2 separate regions of the Mus musculus genome follow, and region 1 is linked to region 2. Evidence: chromatin contacts called from ENCODE POLR2A ChIA-PET data. All regions are on one chromosome and are shown on one strand. The core of a region is the stretch at or near the end of the contact, and the rest is flanking DNA. Distances in the headings are between cores, read along the strand shown. Region 1 holds the start of Klf2 (Kruppel-like factor 2 (lung)). Region 2 holds the start of Tpm4 (tropomyosin 4).

Region 1 (3,591 bases), core at 788-3,287, 180 kb after region 2:
TCGAACTCAGAAATCCACCTGCCTCTGCCTCCCAAGTGCTGCGATTAAAGGCGTGCGCCAACACGCCCGGCAGGTGTGGCCTGTTATACCAGCACTTTGGAGGCAGAGGCAGGAAGATGGCCATCCTGGACTATATAAGAAAAGACTATAAGATATAAGAAAAACCTATTACACACACACTGCAAATAAAAACAGAACTCCCTCCTCCAGAATCCTTAACGTTGGGAAATGACCCAAATCTTATCATTTGTTCCTTAGTAACGGGAAACTGAGACACACACACTCAGGGTGTTGTTCAGATCTGAATACACCACATGGCTCACTTTTGCTCCATGTGAAACACACATGGTATTCCCCGCTCTGTGGTGACAGGCTGAGGTGGGTCCCCGGTCCTAGAGGACTTGTTAGATCTTCCTTAACCAAGCCAGTGTTTCAGCCTCACATTCTGCCTCCATGAGTGTGTGATCTCTCTACTTTGATGTTTTGTGGAAAGGACCTGTGGACAGTTGGGGCTGATGTTACAGACCAGTGTCTGTAGTTCGCCAATGTTTCTGCTCCAAAGTCACAGAAGTGGACAAGGGGCTGGGTGTGGAATCTGCCACCCCCTATTCCTGCTGGAATCACTGCACCCAACTACACAAGCTTGACTGCACCCCTCAGCCTCCTGGTTTCAGGTCACAGCTTCAATGCCCTCCCTCTCTCTATTACCCTCTTGCTTTCTCCAGAGCTTACCTCAATGTTTGCCTCCGGGGTTAAGGTCAAAATTGCACCAATGTCCTTCCCCAGGCTCACCACATACTTCCTCCTCTTCCACTGTTCCTTTTTTTTTTCTGTTTAGGCCCCTTGGGTATTATGCATATTTATTTGATGTGCCCATCCCCCACTGAGTATCCCTTGCAAGTCTTGACAGTCAGACAACAGCTCTTCCCTGCACTAGAAGGATTTATGTGAGGTGTATGTTTGTGGGAGGTGAAAGGTCCCAGAGACTCAGTACTGTATTTATGTATCTAGTGTAAATTGTAATTATTACATGCTATTGTGTATTTGCACGTGCGCCAGTGCACTGTGAGGTCTAAGGACAACTTATGGGAACGGATTCTCTCCCCCTTTTGGGAACTGAGCTCCTTGGATGAGGCTTGTAAGCAGACACTAAGCCATCATGCCTGCCTCTAGTGTTTGCTTCTTTTTTAAGACACGGTCTCTTGTAGCCAAAGGGGCCTTGAACCTAATGCTTTCAACCTCCTAAATGTTCTGAAGACAAGCATATACCACCATGCCATGGTGTCTGCCTCTGTGTGTGTGTGTGTGTCTCCTTCCCTCCCTCCCTCCCTCCCTCCCTCCCTCCCTCCCTCCCTCCCTCCCTCCCTCCCTCCCTCCCTCCCTCCCTCCCTCCCATCTCTCTCTCTCTCTCTCTCTCTCTCTCTCTCCCTCTCTCTCTCTTTCTCTCTCTGTGTCTATCTCTCTCCCTCTGTGTGTGTGTGTGTGTGTGTGTGTGTGTGTGTGTGTATTAAGGGGGCTACGATGCTCCAGGCTGGCCTCAACTCCCTTCTAGGCAGGCCCCAAACTTCATCCTTCTTGTCTTAGCTTCCAAGGTAGCTTAAACAAAGATTTCACAGAGCGTTCCCTGGGTGAGCACTGTGACCCCAGACTCCCCATGCATCGGTCCAGGTTTCCAGGGGCTTGAGGCTGGGGAGATACCGGGAAAGCCTCGTCACCCGTGTTCCCCGCGGAGTCCCAGGTGCCACCCCCTCCCCCGCCCCCCGCGCGCGCTAACTATGCTGTTGTGCCTGGTTTGTTGACGCCGTCGCCATAGGGACGGTCGGGGGCGGGGCCCGGCCGCGGGGGCGGGGCTTGAGGAGCGCAGTCCGGGCTCCCGCAGTAGCCGCCACAGCCACCACCGCCAGGCTTATATACCGCGGCTAAATTTAGGCTGAGCCCGGAGCTCGTCCCCATCCGGGACGCGTTTCCGTCGACGCCTCCTAGCCCGGCCCTCTGTGCCTGCCGCGCCTATAAGGCCTGGGTGGGCCGGGCCACAGCACACACAGTCCCTGCCATGGCGCTCAGCGAGCCTATCTTGCCGTCCTTTGCCACTTTCGCCAGCCCGTGCGAGCGCGGCCTCCAGGAGGTGAGGGCAGCGAGGGTCCGCGGGCGGCGGGGTAGCAAGGTACCAGGCTACAGGGTGCAGGAGCCAGTACTGGAGATGACAAGGTCCAGGGTGCTGACCGCCTCAGGGAGTTAGACTTCAGGCTGTGGGACAGGAGGTGGGTGCAGGGACTGAGGACACGCGCGCTGAAGGGATGCCGTGCACCGGGTGCAGATCTTGAGGGCCTAGTTGTTAGACTTTGGGGTGCAGGGTAGCAGGAGGCACCCCCACTCACGTCCCGCGCCCTGTCTCCTGCAGCGCTGGCCGCGAAATGAACCCGAGGCGGGCGGCACGGATGAGGACCTAAACAACGTGTTGGACTTCATCCTCTCCATGGGATTGGACGGTCTGGGCGCCGAAAATCCTCCCGAGCCCCCGCCGCAGCCCCCGCCGCCTGCCTTCTACTACCCGGAGCCGGGTGCTCCGCCGCCCTACAGCATCCCCGCGGCCAGCCTGGGAACAGAGCTGCTGCGCCCCGACCTGGACCCGCCTCAGGGGCCGGCTCTGCACGGCCGCTTCCTCCTCGCGCCTCCCGGGCGGCTAGTGAAGGCCGAGCCCCCCGAGGTGGACGGCGGCGGCTACGGCTGCGCTCCGGGCCTGGCCCACGGACCGCGCGGGCTGAAGCTCGAGGGCGCCCCAGGAGCGACAGGTGCATGCATGCGGGGTCCCGCCGGCCGCCCCCCGCCGCCCCCGGACACGCCGCCGCTCAGCCCCGACGGCCCCCTGCGCATCCCGGCGTCCGGTCCCCGCAACCCGTTCCCGCCGCCCTTCGGTCCCGGCCCCAGCTTCGGCGGTCCCGGCCCCGCGTTGCACTACGGGCCTCCCGCGCCTGGCGCCTTCGGTCTTTTCGAGGACGCGGCGGCAGCGGCGGCGGCGCTGGGCTTGGCTCCACCTGCCACGCGCGGTCTCCTCACGCCGCCCTCGTCCCCGCTGGAGCTGCTGGAGGCCAAGCCCAAACGCGGCCGCCGCTCCTGGCCCCGCAAGCGCGCCGCCACACATACTTGCAGCTACACCAACTGCGGCAAGACCTACACCAAGAGCTCGCACCTAAAGGCGCATCTGCGTACACACACAGGTGGGCGCCTGGCCTCATTCCCGGGATCTGCGGCAGGGGGATGGCCGCGAGTTCAGGAACAGGCTAGGTTACAGAGGAAGACCCTGTCCATCCTCCAGAAGGGAAATGGATACTGTCCCCAGAGTCTATGACACTGCCAAGGGGGTGTGGCAGTTTAATGGGTTGGCTCCGAGGGACTCAGGTCTCAAGAATTCGGGACATAATTAAGAAGCTGTGGAGGGCTGGGCTGGGGCTTAGCACTGCATATAAAGTTTGGCATGGTGGCCTGAGCCTGTCATCTCAGTACTGAGCAGAAGAATCAGGAATTCAGACCTAATCTCAGAATGTTAGGGGAGGAATGCACCTGAGCCTGCTAGTGGTCAGCTTCAGGAGC
Region 2 (3,789 bases), core at 1,120-3,619:
AAAGTGACGGGGGGGGGGGTTACATATCTGGGGCTGGGAGCAAGACTCCAGGCTCTCTGTCTAGAGGTCAAGGCCCTCCCTTTAGCCTGAAGTGCTAGGAATGATATGATGGGCCCAGTCACATCCATCATAGTGGCAGACTGGGACCAGGTCCAGAGTGGCCTTGGAGATGTCAGATAAGCCAGCTGGAACAGCTGTCTGCTGGCTCATCTAAGCCTGGTTCTACCATCTAGAGGGTGGGCTCTAACTCCTATCCACTAAAGAGTGTCTGCCTTGTGCCTGCTTCCCATCAGCCCAGAGCCTCAGGACTTCCCAGGTGGCACCTCTGACAAGCTCTCCCTGTGGGAGGAAAGAAAACAACTTTAATCCAGGGTCAAGAGGCAAAGGCAGCAGATGTCTGTGAATTTAGAGCCATCCTGATCTATACAGTGAGAAGCAGTGTCAAGAAAAAGAGGGGGAGCAGAAGTGGACACTTGCATGTTCTCACACACACACACACACACGCACACGCACACACACCCGCCCCACACACACACTCACAAGTGTGCAGACACACATATATAGCTGGTTATCATCGTAATACTTACTGTCCACAGAGATCTGAGTATTGGTGTGAGCATGGAGTCCCTATCAAATTTATTTTAAGAACTGGGGGGTTGGGGGAAGTGGTGAGTGGACGGGTGTTAATCTACAGAAAGGCAACCACCCTCAGTGTTTCCTGCTGAGGAAGGACAGGAAGCTTGGCCTGGAGTACTGGGGGGTGGAGGGGAGTCCTGCTCTAGACCACATACAGCATCAGGGATAGAAGGAGATACAGAGATCCTGTGGAGTTGACACAAGAGTGACCCTAGCAGCTAGGAGGTGTCACATGGCTGAGTGGTTCTCAGAGAGGTTGATGGGATGCCTAAAACAGGAATTGTGGGGGACAGACTCTCAGAACAAACAGCACTAGATTCTGGGGAAGGTTAAAGGACACATTAATTAAAACAGATGCATGCCAGGCGGTGGTGGCACACGCCTTTAATCCCAGCACTTGGGAGGCAGAGGCAGGCGGATTTCCGAGTTCGAGGCCAGCCTGGTCTACAGAGTTCCAGGACAGCCAGGGCTACACAGAGAAACCCTGTCTCAAAAACAAAAACAAAAACAAACAAACAAAAAAACAGATGCCTAACAAATGTGCAAAAGTTAGAGGAGTGAAAATTTGATCTTAGAGGGGAATTGGTCCCTGAGAGTGGGTCTCTTCCAGGACAGACCTGAAAGCCAGGTGTGGGAGCCAGATTGGAGTGGGAGCAGGATGTGGGGCTCTTGAGGGTAAGTTTCTCAGCAGGGGAAAGGGCTTGCACACTGGTCAGAAAGTTTCTGCCTACAAAACTGGGAGTTTCTATAGGCTCCACTTTGCTTAAACAGAGATCACCTGAGAGCTGCATTCAGAAAGTGAGAATGCAAAATCCAATTTGTAGTGTTTCAAACTAAAGCTATGACTTCCTCAAGAGAGTGGGGACTCTTATGAGTCCAAGAATGGCCAGTCCTTAGGTCAAGAGTAAAATCCCTCTGTATTCAGTAATGCACACTTACCGCTCTGTGTATGTGGAGGGAGTATTTTATATTTTATGTGAGGGTGTTTTGCATGCATGCATGCCTATGCTAAGGGGTCATGGAAGCAGAGAATGTTGGCTCCCCTGGAACAGGAGCTGGGAATCAACCTGAGTCCTCTGTACAAGACCTTGTCTATATACACTTTTTACTTTCACAAACTTGTGTCCTCTGAATGAGACCTTCTTTATATAAACCTTTTACTTTCTACATTAATGTGGGCGCATGTGTGAGATTAATGGACTCTGGGCATTAGGCTTGGTGGCAAGCACCTCTACCCATGGAGCCATCTCATCAGCTCATAAAGACTTTGTTCATTTGCAGGGCCTTAAACTCCCAGTCCTTCTGCCTCAGCCTCCCAAACTCCGGGCAATGGACCATTAGGCTGACTCATTATCTTCTGTGTCCCCAGGTGAAAGAGCAGCTGACGTAGTTCCAGAAGAAACTGAAATGCGTGGAGGACGAACTGGACAGGCACTCCGAGGACCTGACAGACTTAAAGAAGACTCTAAAGCAGACGGAGAATAAAGGCTCCCAGGTAAGTGCGCGGCCGCTGGGCCAGGCGGGGCGGGCAGTGAGGGAGGACGAGGAGCCCACAGGGCAAAGGCGGCTAGCTGCACCGACGTCAGCCACCCCCTCCCACCCACCCCCCGCCCGGTGCTGACGTCGCGGCCGGCCCGGGTGACCTCATGGGCCTGACAGCAGGGCCGGGGGGCGGGGAGAGGCGGGGGCGGCCCCGGCGTGGCCAAGGCTGGCGGGCCCGGGCGCGGCCGCCCAGCTGTCGCCGGAGCCCAGCAGAACGATTGAGCTATGGCCGGCCTCAACTCACTGGAGGCAGTGAAGCGCAAGATCCAGGCCCTGCAGCAGCAGGCAGACGACGCAGAGGATCGCGCGCAAGGCCTGCAGCGCGAACTGGATGGCGAGCGCGAGCGGCGCGAGAAAGTGAGAGACCAGGACCCGCGCCGTCCGCGACCCCCGCCCGATCCCACTTTTCGTCCCGCGCGCTTCCGGGCCCGCAGTGCTCCCTGGCGCCCTCTTTTCTTCCCAGCTCCGCATGCTTCTAGCTCCCCCTTCCTCCGTCTCCCCTCCGCCTTGATCATCCATACCCTTGGATCCTGGAGCCCCGTACGCTGGCGGGGCAGGAACTGGGAGGTTGCGGGGGGGACAGTCCTGCGCGGGGCACTCCGGAGTAGTGGGGCAAATACCGCGCTCCCATTGTCTGCGGCTGACCAAGGTGGGGGCGGGGGCGGTGCGCGCTTTTGCTTCTTCGCGCCCGAACTTTCCCGGCACGTCCTTAGGGTGCGGCCGCGACACGTCCGCTGAGGGCGGGGTGGGGACAGGAGAATTTGGACGCTGGCCTGCAGGACACCCACCACCACCACCATCACCCTGTGTCCCCCTAGCCCCAGGTAATATCCACTAGGGGGCCTGCCCGACGCCGGAGCGCCCACTGTATGCGCCTTCCCTGAGAGTTCAGGGACCGGGGTGCATGAATAGTTCGGAAAGAGGAAAGGCCTCCGCGCCTCCTCTTCATCCCTGGGTCAAGCCCGGGGCCAGAGATGGGTCTGGGTTCTAAGCCCAGCTCTGGCACCCACAAAGCGTTCGATTCGTGTCTCCCAAAAGTCTGCTACAGGTGGGTAGAAAGAAAAGACTAGGGAGAGGCATTCCAGACGTTTCCGGGGCAAGGAGAGCCCCTTGCCTGAGTAGTAGGGCGGTGTTTGCTAGCGAAGGAGACTCACAGACAAGGGAAGAAGTGTTGTGTGATTGCCCAGGTCTCCTGAAGCCGTAGTGTGGGAACTCAGGGCGGGGACCCTAGAAACTGAAAGGCTAGGTGGAGTTGGCAGTGCAGGTACCGCCTGGACTCCTCCCAAGACTGCCTGGGCGACAGCCTGGCCTGGGTAGAAGCCTTGAATCCCTCAAGGACCGCTCGGGCTGGAGAAAGCCTCAGAACCGGGCGGAAGCTCTGCACAGTAGCTGTTACGGCTTCTCATACGCCCGTCCCACCCTAGACATCTCCAAAATGGCCTCGAGACTCCAGCCAAGCCAGGAATTTGGCGGCCCAAGGGTGGAGTGCGGGGGATGCCTTTTGGAAAACTCTGAGCTGCTTTAAAAGTTCATGTGGGAAAGCATGCTTCTTTTGGTTGTAGAAAGACATCTCAAGTTGATTCCGGGCCAGAAACACCCAGACTAGAAATG

Evidence for each region. ChIA-PET counts read pairs that join two places held with the same protein, here RNA polymerase II (POLR2A).
Region 1: POLR2A ChIA-PET joins it to region 2 with 12 read pairs in embryonic stem cell. The contact joins the promoter of Klf2 here to the promoter of Tpm4 in region 2. POLR2A ChIA-PET finds 5 or more read pairs at or near these places in 3 of 5 experiments (Patski and embryonic stem cell).

The regions. Positions count from the first base shown.
Region 1 is chr8:72,317,025-72,320,615 of GRCm38, forward strand. It overlaps Klf2 (Kruppel-like factor 2 (lung)), which reads left to right and starts at 2,038. Exons shown (of 3, transcript NM_008452.2): 1 at 2,038-2,125; 2 at 2,402-3,218. The coding sequence starts at 2,054.
Region 2 is chr8:72,132,919-72,136,707 of GRCm38, forward strand. It overlaps Tpm4 (tropomyosin 4), which reads left to right and starts at 2,370. Exons shown (of 8, transcript NM_001001491.2): 1 at 2,370-2,535. The coding sequence starts at 2,404.